Linked DNA regions of Mus musculus: region 1 is linked to region 2. Evidence: chromatin loops called from intact Hi-C (ENCODE). Cell type or tissue: heart. All regions are shown on one strand.

Region 1 (8,000 bases), 830 kb after region 2:
CTGCTCTGCAAGCACAGGGGCCTCCCAGGGAACACCTGTTGTGAAACCCTGTCACCTGCCTGGCCAGCAAATGAATGCAGAGGAGGGGAGGAGAGAGCTAGGGACCCTGCATAGGTGGAAACCTCAGGCTGTGACTCCAGGCACTTCGGGAAGGTAAGAGACAGAGGGCACAGCTGTGCCTCTCGATGGCTGAAAAGGCAAGAAGCCCACATGGAAATGACCTAGGGCCCATGTGGATGCTGAGAAGACCCTGCCAAGCTGGCTGAACAGTGAAACCCAAGAGAACCCTTCAGTGAGCGGATACTGGCCTAGAAGGCCGTCTCCAGTGGTGCACCACAAGGCTCTATTCCAAGCCAGGGGCTGTCAGCCTCCTTGGAAAAATTACAAAATCAAACCCATCAGGTCCACAGGAGACAGAGCACGGGGGCTGAGGGGTGGGGGGGAACACCTGACTCCACTGGCCTCTGGCTGATCCCAGTGTGAGAGGAGGCAGACAGAATTTAATGCACACACTCGAAAGTTCTGAATTTAGGTTCAAAAATTATCTGCACCAAATCACAGGAGGGAAAGCAGCCATGTCAGCAATTCCTCGGAGTGAAGGGAGGAAAGCTGGGGGCTGGGGCTGGGAACCAGCAGGGTGGGGGACAGGTACAGGAAGCTGGGGGTGGGGTGAACCTTGGTGGAGAGGGGTCAGAGAAGCCCAGGAAGGTGCAGCAAGCTGCAGGGTAGCTGGGGAGGATTGCAGCACCAGCTCCCTCCAGAGTCAGTGCTGTGGCAGAGGAGCACTGCCAGGAGGGAGAGTGAGCCATGGAAAGGGACATTGACAAAGCCAGAGAAGAAGATGGTGGTGGGGAGGGCAGGCCCCGGAGCCCCAGGTGGTCAGAACTACTCACGGGTAGTAAGAGTAGGCATAGCGGTCCCTCCTGGCAGCGTGCAAAGAGAAACAGCAGTGTTACTAGGCTTCCCTCCCAGGAGGAAGGGACCACACAGGTCAAGGGGCCATCCTCAATCTAAAGGCTGACCAGACGTAGTCACTGTATACTTGGGCTAAAAGCCTGAATCTTCCAGAATCTTCCCTAAGTGTGCTGCAGAGGCAGGTGAAGAGTCTGAGGGATGCTTTTGTGCATACACGTAATGCATGTGCAGAGACAAACATGTGCGCGCACACACATTGCACACTCACATCAACAGATACACTCCAAAGAGAGATTCACATATAATCATATACAGAAACACACTGGCACACATATATTCAAACACTCAAAGGTACTTTCTCTCATCCATGTCTGCTTCACAGACAGCCCCTACCCTCAGACTCTTCTCTGCAGCCTCCACAATTCCTGAGCAGTCAGCCCCAAGCATACACCCCAGCCTAGGAAGGAGACTAGCTAAGGACAAGGAGAGGCAGGGTAAAGAAGCCCCAGCAGGGTATAGAGGCCCCAGCAGGACACCTAGGTAAGCCTAGGGCTCACTCTTCCCACCTTGACTGACCCTGTCTATGGGGCTCATTAAGGAACTAGGCCACCCTCTCACTGGCCACCCAAGGCATGTATGAAAAGCTTCTCATTGAAGGAAGACTGTTGTTGATTGGTAAAACACTTGCCTAGTGTGCTCAAGGCTCAGAGCTTACTCTCCAGCACTGAAAAAAAAAATCCCATTTCACAGATGAGGACACTAAGTCACAGGTTGTCATGGCAAAAGCCAGAGTCCCCCCGTCTCAGAATACTTGTCTCAGGACCCTGGCCCAGGAACTCCCTCCCAAGGCTCCATCAAGCCCAGGGGTTGCCACCATGCCCCCCTCTTCTGTCCACTACGTTTGCAACACGGGCTGTTCTGGAACCTCTTCAGATCCTGCTCTGTTCCAAGCCACCCCAAAATGCAAACTGGGGGAGCCCTGAGGAGTGTGCTGGCTCCCCAAGGGCAGGAGCGGGGGACACAGTGACTGGACACAGTGGAAAGAGCAAAGCACAGTACTGAAGAAGAAAAGGGTCTGAGGGGTGTCAGAGACAGCCTGGACAGTGCTGACATGTGAGTTAGTGACTGTCTAATGGAGCTGTCTCCTAGTGACACCCTGACTAGTGACACCCTGACTACATCTGTGACCCCCACCCTGTCCTGGCCAGAGGCTCTGTTTGCAAGGAGAAAGGATGATATACCGCATAACCCATTCTCTCCCCACAGGGGAGAGCCCTAGGAACTAAAACACACTCCAGCAGCCCCCTTGTAGCCTTCTACACCTGCACCCTACTTAGAGGGCCCTCTTGGGCCTCTGCTGGGCACGACTGCAGAGATCTGCCATTGGCAGGGAGCCTCCAGTGGGGGCCTTCCCATTTGTAGCGAGGCCTGAGTCCAGAGCAAGCCCTACCACTTTACCTTAGTGACACAGGCAACTCGCTTTAATTACAGCTTCTCCGTCGGTGAGAAGGGAGGCAGACCCGCTGTTTGTCAGGATCCAAGAAGGAAATGTTCTAGGATAGATCCCAAGTGCCAGAACCTCGTCTGGCACATTCTGGGTACTCAGTAGCTATCGCTCCTGGCACACAGTCATTCCTCATTAAGTGGTTATTAAAAATACTGTGTCTCAAGACACTCTTCTGGGACTTCAGATGAAAAAGAAAAATCTGAGCCCTAGCCCAGGATAGGCCATCCCACACACACAGTCTCCATTCCACGGGCACACCTTACCTCCGTGGCTGATGGCCCTCGCCAGCTTTTTCTCCCCACTCCCCAGATTCTACTTATCTACTCCTGGCAGCCCCGTGAGCTCTGCCAACCGGCCTGTGTGTGCCCAGCCTGGCAGCAGCAGGGGCTACAGAAGCCAGAGTCCAGATGGGGAAGGAGGAGGCTGGCTCTGCCTCTGGCTCCTAGGGTGACCTTGGACAGGTCCACTGACACCTCTAGGGCTCAATTAAGGTGCATGAGCCACCATGGTCTGGGCACGCCTGGTGAGAATGAGGTTGTTAGTTGTGGCTGCAGGCAGAGGGGTCTTAGGGGTTCCCACCCTGCCTCCAACTCTGCGTAATGCCCTGTGCTCCCGTGCTACGGGGAAGGGGGTATAATTTTTGTTTTGTTTCTTTGAGATTTTTGTCTTGTTTTGAAACAAGATCTCTTGTAGCCCAGGCAACCCAGTGTACAGCAGGGATGACAAAGATGGCCTTGAACTTTTTGATCCTTCTTCCATCCATCTCTGAAATGTCACGTGTGTGACATCATTTCTGGTTTATCCCAAGCCGGGGACTGAACCTGGGGCTTCATGCGTGCTAGGGAAGCACTCTATATAGCGAGGGAGATTATCAGCTTTGCCATGCTCTGTTGCTTTAACACCATTCTAAACACTAGACCAGATGTTCTTCAACCCCCTGGCAGCTCTCTCACTCAGGGGGCTCTGGGCCTGCAATCAGTCAGGGCAGATACCCTGGCTAGAGGGCCAAGTCATAGTCAGGGAAGTCTCCATCCCTTCCTATTGGAACAGCCCCTTAGGCAAAGCGACAGCAGTGCCTGCTTCCAACACAGCTCCTTGGCACCAAGCAGAACATTCATTCCTGGATAGTAGTACCTGGCACCAGCCAGACCGGTGCTCCAGCCACGACAATGGCTGAGTCTCTGACTCCCACTGCCCAGTGTGTGTTAATCCACAGGCCCAATGCCCAGGCTGGCAACCCTCCACATACTTTGCCACCAGACGAGCTGCTCTACCAACCCCAGCCATCGCTCCTCTGTACCCAGCAGGCTTTCCAGGAGTAGAGGCCCCCCCCCCGGTGGGTCAGGGCACTGGCCCCACTCACCCTTTGCGGATGATGACAATGATGGCCCCCAGGAGGAGAATGAGGACGGCAAGACCACCTGCACAGATGCCCAGGATGAGCCCCATCTCCTCCGATCTCTGGGACACTTCGAGGGGTCGCTTGCTCTCCTTGCACGCAGCTGGGGAGAACAAAGAGGACAGAGAAGCAAAGGGGCAAAGGCCACCCAGGCCGGGATTTGAGTATCGAGGCCCCAAACAGGTTGCATAAACACGCATGCGCAGAGGCCCAGCTCTGCATCTAGGCACTGCTCCACTGTTCAACCAGAGATAGGTCTCCTAACCCCGCCTCTCAGCCAATAGCCCCGCCTCCATATTCTAGCTCAGCCTTCTTAAGGCTTCCCCCAGGATCTCTCGAGAACTGGGGGCACCCTGGGCCTTCGGAACTACCCTCTTGCCCACCTGCCAGGTGATGGAATGGATAAAGTATCTGTGTCACAGATGATACATCCTAAGATGTAACCAACCACATCCCGTGTCAAGAAGAGGGACTCACATCACAGTCTCCCTGTCTATCCCCATCGGTCTCTCCCCAGAACCAGGGACCAGTCACCATCACCCTCAAGACACAAGCTCAATGGCTTTCTCTCCACAGACTGGTCCCTGTCTCTGTCAGAGTCCCTTCCATCACTATGGGAAGTGTAAAAGGTGGAAGAGGTGGCCTGATGTCCCGCTTACGAGAAGCCGTTGAAGTGGGCCAGAAGGGGAAACCCTTTCTGACCACAGTCAATCGCAGCTTTATGCTCCCGTAGTCCTGTCTGCTCCCTTAGCCCTGGGTCCCCGGGAGCTGCAAGAATGAGAGGCCGGGCCTGGGCAGGGCTGAAGCTACCTAGTGGACTCACCTTTCCTGGCAATTCGGATGCAGTTCAGTCGGGTTTCCTGGAAGTACAGATAAAGGGGCTCAGAGACACAAAAGCCAAACGCACACGCCACGGAACAGAAACGCTTGGACTGAGCTAGTAAGGGCTCATGTGTCAGCTGCAAAGTGTTAACTAAGGACACTCCACAGAGCTGTGCCTTAAGCCCAGTGAGATCAGAGGACACAAACACAGCATCGGAAAGTGGGGTGGGGTCTCAGACACGAGGACAGGAACTAGATCCAGGGCTCTGCTGAACAGTGAGAGAAGCCAGGGCTGGGGCACTGAAGAGCCAGAAGCCAAAAGAAGAGGGCAGAGCTCAGGGAGGAGGGGAGAGTCAGGGGGGGTGGGGGAGGGAGCCTGGTCCTCTGGAGGTGGGGCCTGGGTGGGGTGGGGCCTGGGGTGGGGATGGGGCCTGGAATGGAGGTGGGGCCTGAACCTCGGGAGATGGGGCCTGGGGTGGGGTGGGGCCTGGGATGGAGGTGGGGCCTGGTCCTCTGGAGGTGGGGCCTGGGTGGGGTGGGGCCTGGGGTGGGGGTGGGGCCTGGATCTCTGGAGGCGGGCTTCTTCAGCATCTGAAAGAAGGCAAGCAAGGGGGCCTGGACAGCAGGAGTGTTGGGGCGTCTGTGGGAAGACCTCGGACCAGGAGGGTAAGGCTCAATGGAAGGGGGTTAGCCTACAGAGAGGTCTAGGATCAGGTTTCAGGCCTCAGTGACAGGTCTCCCCAAAGGCTCCCCACCCTACCACCCACTATGCCAGCCTACACCACCAGGACCCAGCCGGCCCCTCACCCCTTTCAGGTGGCTTGCTGCCTGGAAATAGATGAGATAGGCCTTTCTGGGCTCAAGCGGTGGGTTCCAGAAGCCACGATAGGTCTGGTTGTCACCCACGGTGAAGGGCATGGCCTCAAGCAGGCTGCTGGCAGCCAGTTCAGCCCCAAAGTAGTGCACCAGGCCGCGAGCCAGGGCCGTCTCAAAGGTCAGAGGTACCGAGAAGCAGTCCTGAGCTCCGGGCTCCCGCCGCAAGCGCCGTGGCCGCTCTTCCTCCACAACCACCTGGTAGACGCTGGACAGGGAGGAGAGATTGCAGGTGACCAAAGAGAGCCTTCAGGTGGTAAAGGTCGGGGGCTTTAACTCTGCCTCTTTCTAGACCAGCAAGCCACAGATGCTCCGGGGCCTCAGTTTCCTCCTCTGCAAGATGGGAGTGACCCAGGGTGTGGACAGAAATGGCACGTAGCTAACGAGTGCCATTGTTATTGCTAACACCACCTGTAGCCCTGCACTGTAAGAATCAACCCTATGCACTGAACCTCATCAATGAGCCCTCGTATGTGCGAAGCAAAACCTGGAACACGGAAACAATGGCTCTTCCCTGGGTAAAGGATGACAAGGGCCAGGCCACATTTGTGGTGCTCAGATGAGAGGCCCTGTGCTGCTACTAAGGAACCTAGCCTCCCAGAACCATCTATCCACAGCAGGAAAGAGACTATCTCACTAAGCAAACAAGCATATCCTAGTGCTGTCTAGAGCCCTGGAAACCCTAAGGCAGCCCTCTGTCCACAAACTGGAGCCACTGTGTCCCATAGGGCCCTCATGCTCTACTTATGTCTCCACTCTTGACCACCACAGTTCGGTGGGCTTCCGCTGTGGGCTCCTCCAGTCCACTGTGGGACTAGGCCAGAGTGAACTGTGTGGGGTCTGGTGTGTTTAAATATTTCCCTTACAGCTAGCTCCGTCTGTGATGCTCACCTGTGACATCCTTCTGTGACACCTACCTGTGATGCCCACCCGTGACTCCCACCTGTGATGCCCATCTGTGTCTCCCACCTGTGATGCCCACCTGTGACACCCTCCTGTGACACCCACTTGTAATACCCACCTGTGACACCCATCTGTGACACCCATCTGTGACGCCCACCTGTGACGCCCACCTGTGACACCCACCTGTGACACCCACCTGTGATGCCCACCTGTGACACCCATCTGTGTTGCCCACCTGTGATGCCCACCTGTGACACCCTGCCTGCCAACCTATGCTCTGGGAAGCAGGAAAGCCCTTGACGTTCCATCCAATACCAGGTGCATGGAGTCAGCTTACTACCTGTCACAAAATTGCTACAAACACCAGCCCAGGTCCCTCTAGGCTTGTGTCAAGCCTCCTCCAGCCTCAAGTGCTCCCTGGAGATGTCGAAGGTAACTCATATTAGCCTCGAGCTGGAATGATATCTAAGAAAAAGGAGCCTCAAAGAGATGAGGGGACATGCCAGGGTCACCTGCCCACCATGTCCCATCTCCCTGTTTCCATCTAGCTTGGCCAGTCCACCTCACAGGATCCCTCAAGATGATGCCACACAAGGACCCGGAGGCTTCAGAAAATAACATAACATTGCAGGGGTCTGAGAGTCAGCTCCAGGCAGGCTGTTGTGGTAAATATGGAGAGACCCAGCAGGTAAGGAAGAGAAGTTAAAGGGTAGGGTAGGAAGATGGAGGACTGCCCAGGGCACCACCTACATGGAACAGCCACCAGTCCCCACTAAAGGAGGATACCCAAGGCCAGAGGAGCTCCAGACTTCCAAAAGAGCCACACCCACCCTCCATCTCCTTGACGAACATACCACAAAGGCAACCCCAAAATGACCCCCCACACACACTCCGTCTGTACTCCAGCATACGCATACATGTGGACACACATACACAGCAGAGGTTTTGCAGGTTAAGACAGCTAACATGGCCGGCAGCTTGACTAAATTGAGAAACACCTAGGAGACTGGCAAAGCACACCTCTGGGCATGTGAACAATGGTGTGTCCAGAGAGGACCACCTAAGAGTGGAAGACCTGTTATAAGCATGGGGGCATCATCCCATGGGCTGAAGGTACAGATGGAATGGAGTCAGGGAAGGAGAAAGCTAGCCGGCTTGAACCCAGGCATTCTCTCTCTGTTTTCCACTTACCCTGAGGTAAGTCACCACCCAGCCCCAGCACGTCCTCGCCACCCTGATGCTCTGTCTGCATGCATAGGTTGAAGCATCCCTGGACTGAAACCTCTAAAACCGTAAGCCAAATTGACTCCTCTCTTCAGTTGTTTTGCTAGCATGACTAATCACGTGCTCTGAACGGGGTCCCATGAGGGTAAATGACCGTGCACATGAAGCCCTGGCACACTGTCAGGCTGACCGTGAGTCACACCTGCGTGAACACCCTCACCTTCTCAGATGCATGCAGACTCATACTGATTCCACTATGTGCCCCTCACCCACCCTCACATCTCCATGCCAAACACTCCTCAGAGGCAACCCTGAGATGCCCCCACACACCCTCCCTATCTGTACCCCAGAACAGAG
Region 2 (8,000 bases):
ACAGACAGACACAAAGAGAGATAGACAGACAGAGACAGAGAGAGATACAGAGAGACAAACAGAGAGACTGACAGAGACAGAGAGAGATACAGACACAGAGAGAGACAGAGAGACAGAGACAGAGAGAAAGAGACAGAGATAGAGAGATAGACACACACACACACACACACACACACACACACACACACACAGAGAGAGAGAGAGAGAGAGAGAGAGAGAAAGAGACAGACAGACAGACAGACAGACAGACAGTGGGCATGCTTTTCAGCTAGTTGCTTGGGAGTGTCAGAGGCTTGTGGGAGTCAGGGGAGGAGAGAGCCAGGACAGGAGTGACAGGTAGCTTTTACCAGAGAGCAAGCAGTCCCTGCCTAATGTCAGGTCTGTCTTACTGCATCTTCTCAGGTGGTGATAACATCTTTCCCAGAAATAAGGATGGCCACTTGACTGCTGGAATATTGGCCCCAAGTTGGACAGAAACCCTCAGTCCCTGCTGTTGTTGTGGTCCTGGGGTTGGAGTGTGGACGGTACAGAAGCAGTCATGGGAGGCAGGAAGGTGGTGGGCTAAGCCTGGGCTGTAAATGGCAGGTCTGATGAAGGTCATTGCTCAGAGTCCATGAGGCCTGGTCCTACCATGTGCTGACTCCGGGTTTGCAGCGCAGGGAAGGACTGTCCTATTCTGCAAGCCACAGGCCCTGAGACTTCTCAGTGATGCAGAGTAACCTCTGGGTCCCACTGTACAGAGGGGACAATGAGACCTTGACTGGGGCGGAGGCTTGCCTGTGGTGATGCAGTCTGTGTCCTCCAGAAGGAAGGAGTGGGCGGTGGTGAGAAATCGGAAGTTTTGGGGGTTCAGGTGTCCTTGTTCACCAAGGATTCTAGGTGAGGAGTGGAGTAGATGCTGTTGAGGGCCCAACACAGGCTTGGGTGGAGAGCAGGGTCACTTGTGGGGATCAAGAGGATTATCTGGGCAGCCGTGCTTTGGCAGGAGGAGGGAGACATGGAGGGAGAAGCTGCATCCTGGAGTTCAAGTTGATTGACACGGTGTCAAATCAGCTTGTTGGGAAGAGAAATAAAGTAAAATAGAGCAAAAAACCCAGCAGCTTGGCGCTGTGTCACTCAGTGTGGGTTTGCATGCCTAGGACTCTTCAAGGTGAGGTGTTGTGTCAATGTCACTTTGCAGGGATGGAGGGAGCAGAGGTCTGGGGCTGGCAGGGATGGAGGTGATTGTCACACATCAGCTTCTCTCTGGGAATCCACCTGCTGTCATGAGAGTGGCATTGGCAAAGGAATCCAGCAACCTAAGGAGACCCCTGCCTCTGTTCATGACGGCAATGAGCACAAATGGCCGAGATCAGAATTAGCCCAGGTTCCCATCTCCACAAGAAGGAGAATGTGTATGCATGTACAAAGGGAATATTACTCAGCCGCAAAGATGGGGATCTTCTCATTGGTGGCAACGTGGCTGAGGCCAGGTGGAAGAAGCAACTGCAGACAGGCAAGCAGATGTGTTTGTTCTCATAGATAGGGAGAAGTGGACAGCAACAGAGAGTGGTGGTGATCACTGAAGGTTGGGAAGGGGATGAGGGGGAGAGCGGGTGTGTGTGTGTGAAGCTAGATCCAATCAGTGTGTGCTATATGTGCATAGGGATCTGTCACACTACTCCATGACTACGTAAAGTTAACGTACGATAATAAAAAAACGAACTAATTAAAACAGAAACGAGTAAGCATCAGGCAGGGAACGTGGCTCTTGTGCAAGCACGGGGACCAAGTTTAATTTCCAGGATCTGTGTGAAATTGGTGCCAAGTTCTTGTCATCTCACCACAGGGCGGGTGGAGAAGAAAGGATCCCTGTAGTCACTGGCTAGCCATCCTAGCTGATCCAGCAAGCTCCAGATCCCTGTGAGAGATTCTGTTTCAGAAAACAAGATCAATGGCTCCTGGGAGGGACACCTGAGATTGACCTCTGACCCCCAAAACAAAAAGAAAACAAACCACCAAAAATGCTTCCCAAAACAATGAATCAACCAGCCAGTCAGCTAACCAACCAACCAACCAACCAACCAACCAGCCAGCCAGCCAGCCAGTCAACCAGCCAACCAACTAACCAAACAGCCAGCCAGCCAACCAACCAACCAATCAACCAACCAACTAACCAGCCAGCCAGCCAGCCAGCCAGCCAATCAGTCAACTAGCCAACCAGCCAACCAGCCAACCAACCAACCAACCAATCAACCAACCAACCAACCAACCAACCAACCAACCAACCAACCATCCATCCAGCCAGTCAACCAACCAGCCAACCAACTAACCAAACAGCCAGCCAGCCAGCCAGCCAACCAACCAACCAACCAACCAGCCAGCCAGTCATCCAATCAGTCAACTAGCCAACCAGCCAACCAGCCAACTAGCCAACCAACCAACCAACCAACCAACCAACCAACCAACCAACTAGCCAGCCAGTCAACCAACCAACCAACCAACCAACCAGCCAGTCAATCAACCAATCAACCAACTAACCAACCAACCAACCAACCAACCAGCCAGCCAGTCAACTAACCAGCCAGTCAACCAACCAGCCAACCAACCAAACAACCAACCAAACAACCAACCAGCCACTCAATCAACCAGCCAGTCAACCAACCAGCCAGTCAACTAACCAGCCAACCAACTAACCAACGAACCAACCAACAAACCAACCAACCAACCAACCAACCAACCAACCAACCAACCAGCCAGCCAGCCAGCCAGCCAGCCAGCCAGCCAACCAACCAACCAAAACCAAAACCCTGGCTTAGTTTTTTCCTGACTTTCTGGGAATGTCCAAATCCTGTAGAAGGTTATCCCAGAGAGCGGGCACCTGCTCTGCTGTCCTCAGCTGAACCCCCAGCTCCACACAGCTCCAAGTTCTCAGTGGGCAGATTAACACAGCATCTCACCGGTTGCAGCAGCCCCTAGAAGGCTGGATCCAGCTAGCTGCATGAGGTTGAAGGATAGCTACACAAAGTTCAAGCAGGACTTGAGGCTCAGGTGTTTGGGGAAGGAGGGAGACTTTTGCCCACTTAGCGTGCGGTGTAGACAGAGAGACGGGTGCACACAAGGCAGGTCTGTGTTCAAAGCCCAGTGCTTTGTCTGTTACTAAGTGCTTCTCAGTGGGAGCTGTCTTAGCTCCTGAGAGCCTCACATTTTCCTCGAATCACTTCAGAGCTTCTTTTTTATTTAAAAATTTTAAAAAGTGTTTTTTCTTTTTTTGTGTTAACAAAAGTGTTTTTTTTCCTTTTTTTGTATTAATCTTTTTTTATACACATGAAGTGTTTTCCCTTTTGTATTAAAAAGTGTTTTCCCTTGCTTTGTATTTACAAAAGCGTTCTTTCTTTCTTTTCTTTTTTTGCATTAAAAAGTGTCTTTTTTCTTTTTATATTTAAAGTATTTATTTTATGTGCATGGGTACTTTGTATGTTTGCCTGTGCACCATGGGTATGCAGTACCCACAGAAGCCAGAAGAGGGCATCAGATTTCCTGGAACTGGAATTACAGAGGGTTGTGAGCTGCTATGTGGGTGCTGGGGATTGAACCTGGGTTCTCTGGAAGAGTGACAAGTGCTCTTAACCATTGAGCCATCTCTTCAGCCCTTCAGAAGGTATTTTTGTGTATGAAATTAAAAAAAAAAAGAATGCTGAGGATTTAGGACCTCAATAGACAAGCAAACAGAGATGATTACATATTTAGCATTATTAGACTACAAACTCATTACTGGGATGATGAAGGTTAATTGTCAACCTGACAAAACCTAGAATCACCCAGGGAAAGGGCCTTGGAGATACCGATTATCTAGACTGGAGTAAGTGAGGTGGGAGGACCAGCCCACTGTGGGCGGCACCATTCCCTGGCTGGGAAGGGAGCTGCAGGAACGGATGGAGGAAGCTGAGGACCAGGGGTGTATCTTTTGTACTCTTAGAATTGCAGTGGGCCCTGTGAGGCTAGCTGCTTCAGGCACTTCCCCCTCCCCACCCACCCCGGCCCCCATGCCTTAACTTCCTCCCCATGGTGGGACCGCTCCCTGAACTGTGACCTCAAAAATCTCTCCCCTCCATGAGTAGCCTTTGTCAGTGTGTTTTGTCATAGTAACAGGAAAAGAAAATGAAGATAGTCGTGGTGATTATCTGGGGCTTCTCGCCTTGCCTAGCTTGTTTGTGGTGGTATCCTGGCTGTGTGCACAGAAGATGTTCAGCTCATGGGATGGAACCCCTCAACTCCATTGCCAGCAGTCCGGGGTATCCCCTATACAATTGCACAGAACCCCGGTGGTGGCCCTTCTCCCTGGGACTCTCGAGTACATAGCAAATTTTTGTGGGTTCTCAATCTCTTTCCACCTTCATTCCCGATCTATTTCATTATTGACTTCGGCAGCTTAATGCGCCGGCTCGCCTCTGGGAGAGCCGGTGACAAAATGACAGGGAGCCAAGGTCTCAGCGCCCTCTGCTCTGGCTTTTATCTGCCTGATTTCATGCGACTGGAGCCCTGGCTGCCACTCAGCTGGAGAAATGTCAAAATGATATTAAATCACAGAGTGCAGGCAGGAGACAGGAGACTGCTTGTCACCCACCTTCCTTCGGTCCCCCTGGTCCTGGGCCCTTGGCAGGGAGGGGGTGTGTTTGGAGAGAGTCTGTTTCATTTTATCTGTGCTCCTTTACAATCACAGTGTTAGAATTGCAGGCAGTGTTGTCAGGGTGGAACTGGCAGCCATCATGTGCTCTCAGAGGCTACAGCCAGGGACAGCCCAGACGTGCATGCCAAGACAGAGCCAAGGGGAGAGCCTGGCAGGATGGATCACCACAGGCACAGGGAGGTTGGCTAGTCTCAGTTTTCCGATGATGTTTGCAGTGCTTGGGATGCAAACCGGGGCCTCACACGTTCCAGACAACTGCTGTACCATTGAGCTACAATCCCAGACCTTTATTAGATTTTTAAAAGTGGGATTAATGGGAGGGTCCTGACATCACAGGCCTATAATCTCATCTAGTTGGGAGGCTGAGGCAGGAGGATTGTAAGTTCAAGGCCAGCTTGGGTAACTTTGTAGGATCCTGTTACTCAAAGGGTTGGCGATGTAGCTCACAGATAGAGTATGCAACAGTCATAGGTGAGGTTCCATTCCCAAAGCATTACACACACACACACACACACACACACACATACAAAGTGATCTGAATTCACTGTTAAAATCAAGCAATAAAGAAGTATGTGAGAATTTTAAATGTCTTCTTCCCCAAGCCGGAGGTGAGGTCTCCCACTGAATCTGGAGCTCAGTGAGTCCCAGGGGTCCTCCTGCCTCAGCCTCCCCAGTACTGCCATCTTTGGCTTTTCAAGTGGGTGCTGGGGATTTGAACTCAGGTCTTCATGCTTGAGTGGTAAGTGCTTTACCGACTAAGCCATCTTCCCAGGTCCCTGCTGGTGTCCTTTTTAAGACTGGGTAAAGGGGCCACTGGATCTTAACCCTGGTCTTTGCATCGCAGTCTCTTGATCCCTCTCCACAGAGGTCTGGAAGGGATTTCTCTCCCCTCCCCCAACCCCCGCCGGGGTAGAATAACTTGCCTTCCTTTTAAAAACCACAGTTTGTACTTCGAGCATCATTTTGCAGCTTTTGAGAACGTTTTCCCACTTGGATCTGTCCCATCTCCCTCAGCAGTTGCCAGGCAGCCTTTTGTTAAAGGAACCAGGGTTTGTTGAGCGGGTTCCTTTCAGGTGGTCGCCTGGGTTGTTGGGGAGTTCTCCCGCTATTCTTGGCAAGGCTGCCAAGCGCCCCATCCACCCCTCGGCTCTTTTCCAATTATGCGAGTGCTATGCGCATCTATTCTCTTTGTAACAGAGTGAAACAATTTAGACAAAACCCCCAAGTTCCCTGGCCTGGCTCCCCACATCTGAATCCTGTCCACCTAACTGCTGCTTTCAGGGCTGTGAGAGACCCTCATGGACCGTTTCCATGCCTCTCCAGACGCACAGACAGACGCATGCATTTTTAATGGATGTTTTACAAAACATAAAGCTATCATGCAATATGCATGTTTGTGCATCTCACTTTCCCCCATCAGCAGCAGCTCAGACACCTCTCCCTGTTAGTACATATGGAGCATGGACCCTATTAAAAAACAGAACGAGGCCTTACACCAGGCTTGGTGGCCCGGCGTATCTTTTTCTTTTAATCACTTTCCTACTGACAGATATTTAGATTCCTTCATTTTTTTCCCCTCCCCATGAAAGTTCTAGGGCTGGAGAGATGCCTCGGTGGTAAGAGTGCTTGCTATGAGACGTGAGGACCATGTTTGGATTCATAGCACCCCTGTAAAAAGCTACACCTACACAACACACTCACACTCTCCCACACCTATGAGCATCCGAATAGAGACACAGACATACACACTCACACGCATTGGTACACACACAGTCAAATACATGCACTTACATATATACATATACACTCACACAATACTCATACATTCACGCCTACACACACTCACACACATGCACACACAATCACACACATGCATCTATATACACATCCACCGATACTCACTCACACATGTCTATACACTCACACACACACACTCACACACACACACACAAACACACACTCATCCATTCACACATATACATTTACTCACACGGTTATCTTCACACACATCCATGCACAGATATAATCATATCTTCTCTCTCTTTTATACACACACACACACACACACACACACACACACACACACACACACACACGTGTCCTGGCCGAGTCTTCTGCGTGCCTGCGTGTGCATATGGAACTTTCCCCTGCCATCTGTACCCAGAAGACATTGCTTCGCTACACAGCAGTTGTCGGAGGCCACAGGAAGCCGAGGACCCGGGCGGTGGCCCCAGATGGCTGACAGCTTCAGGAGGCAGGCTGCAGGATGGCAGAGGATCTTTACATCTAAAGGGCCACTCTCCATGGCCCTGTCCTTGGCCAGCTCCTTGTGACACTGCAACTCCGGGCAATGTTTCCTGACCCTGCAGCCATTTTGGTGGAATTGTCAGCAGAGCCTGAGGTGCACCCCGCCCTTATTCCTTCTCTCTTCCGTTTGTGCTGACTGGTGGTTTGAATTGGCCCAGTCTGGGGGAGGAGGTGGAAGAAACTGTCCAAAGTCCTGTGATTCCTTGGATCTGAAATCTTCCCCTAGGTCCACAGCTAATGGCACCATTTTGGAAGGTTGTGGAACTGTCAGGGGGCAGGGCCTAGCTGGAGGAACTTAAAAAAGGTAACACCGGGTCCACCCCACCCTCTCTCTCCCCTTCCTGTCTGCGGGGAGGTGAGCAGCCCTTGCTGAACCTCACAAGCTGTTGCTGCCGTGCTACACCAGTGCAGCCGAAGGGTGTGGGCTGAACCTTGTGGGACTATGTGCCCAGGGAACTCCTCCTGCCTTTAAGGCATTTCTGTCAGGTGTCTGTTCGCAGTAACGGATGTAACCACCATCGGGCACTGTGTCCTCTGTGCCCGTGGGTAAGAAGGTATCTGCCAGCAGCACTTGATATCTGGCAAGGGACATACATACCTGTGTCAGCTGTCCAGGGTTGTGACAAAGGTAAGCACGTGGTGTAACAGGAGCGCATAAGAGGGTCTCTGAGCGTGTCTGGGGTGGTCATAGTGGGGTAGGTGGGCAGGGCCTACAGAAGACGGCAGGTCCTCAAAAGCCTCACGTATCGGCTCTGGATCACGTGGCCTCAGTTTTGAACCTGATGGCCAGCCCTCTCTTTAGCTGGTAATGGTACAACCTTGCCGTTTAGTCTGCCAATCACAGTTCCTCAAATCACCACTGCTAAAGTTCTTAGAGCACAGTGATAGCCATGTGACCTGGGGACTGGCCAATTAGCAGATGGCTTCCTCTTGGGACGGGCCAATCCAAGCCTTTCTTGGGGTTTTTAGCAGGAGACATGCGAGAAACATCCCTTTGGTACTGGATTTGTGGAATCAATTCAGA

What was found. Hi-C counts contacts between places; a loop is a spot of excess contacts. Peaks named below come from ENCODE experiments on the same cell type or tissue, not always from the same donor. Only the 100,000 strongest peaks of a DNase experiment are listed, where the experiment ranks them.
Region 1: it touches region 2 in a loop (3-fold over the local background); 2 of 42 quality-filtered maps call a loop at or near these places.

What each region holds. Positions count from the first base shown.
Region 1 is chr4:131,794,068-131,802,067 of GRCm38, forward strand. It overlaps Ptpru (protein tyrosine phosphatase, receptor type, U), which reads right to left. Exons shown (of 31, transcript NM_001083119.2): 12 at 5,451-5,724; 13 at 4,645-4,681; 14 at 3,786-3,924; 15 at 894-923. Gm52680 (a long non-coding RNA gene) reads left to right here and starts at 5,204. Exons shown (of 4, transcript XR_003955123.1): 1 at 5,204-5,309; 2 at 6,385-6,851; 3 at 6,968-7,107. In heart, no CTCF peak of the experiment used is centred here; DNase peaks (open chromatin) are centred at 2,406, 2,804 and 3,624; H3K27ac peaks cover 700 bases; H3K27me3 peaks cover 1,437 bases.
Region 2 is chr4:130,967,984-130,975,983 of GRCm38, forward strand. It overlaps LOC108168713 (a long non-coding RNA gene), which reads left to right and starts at 7,234. Exons shown (of 5, transcript XR_003955121.1): 1 at 7,234-7,280; 2 at 7,450-7,604. In heart, a CTCF peak has its summit at 3,486 (motif pointing right); a DNase peak (open chromatin) is centred at 4,648; H3K27me3 peaks cover 348 bases.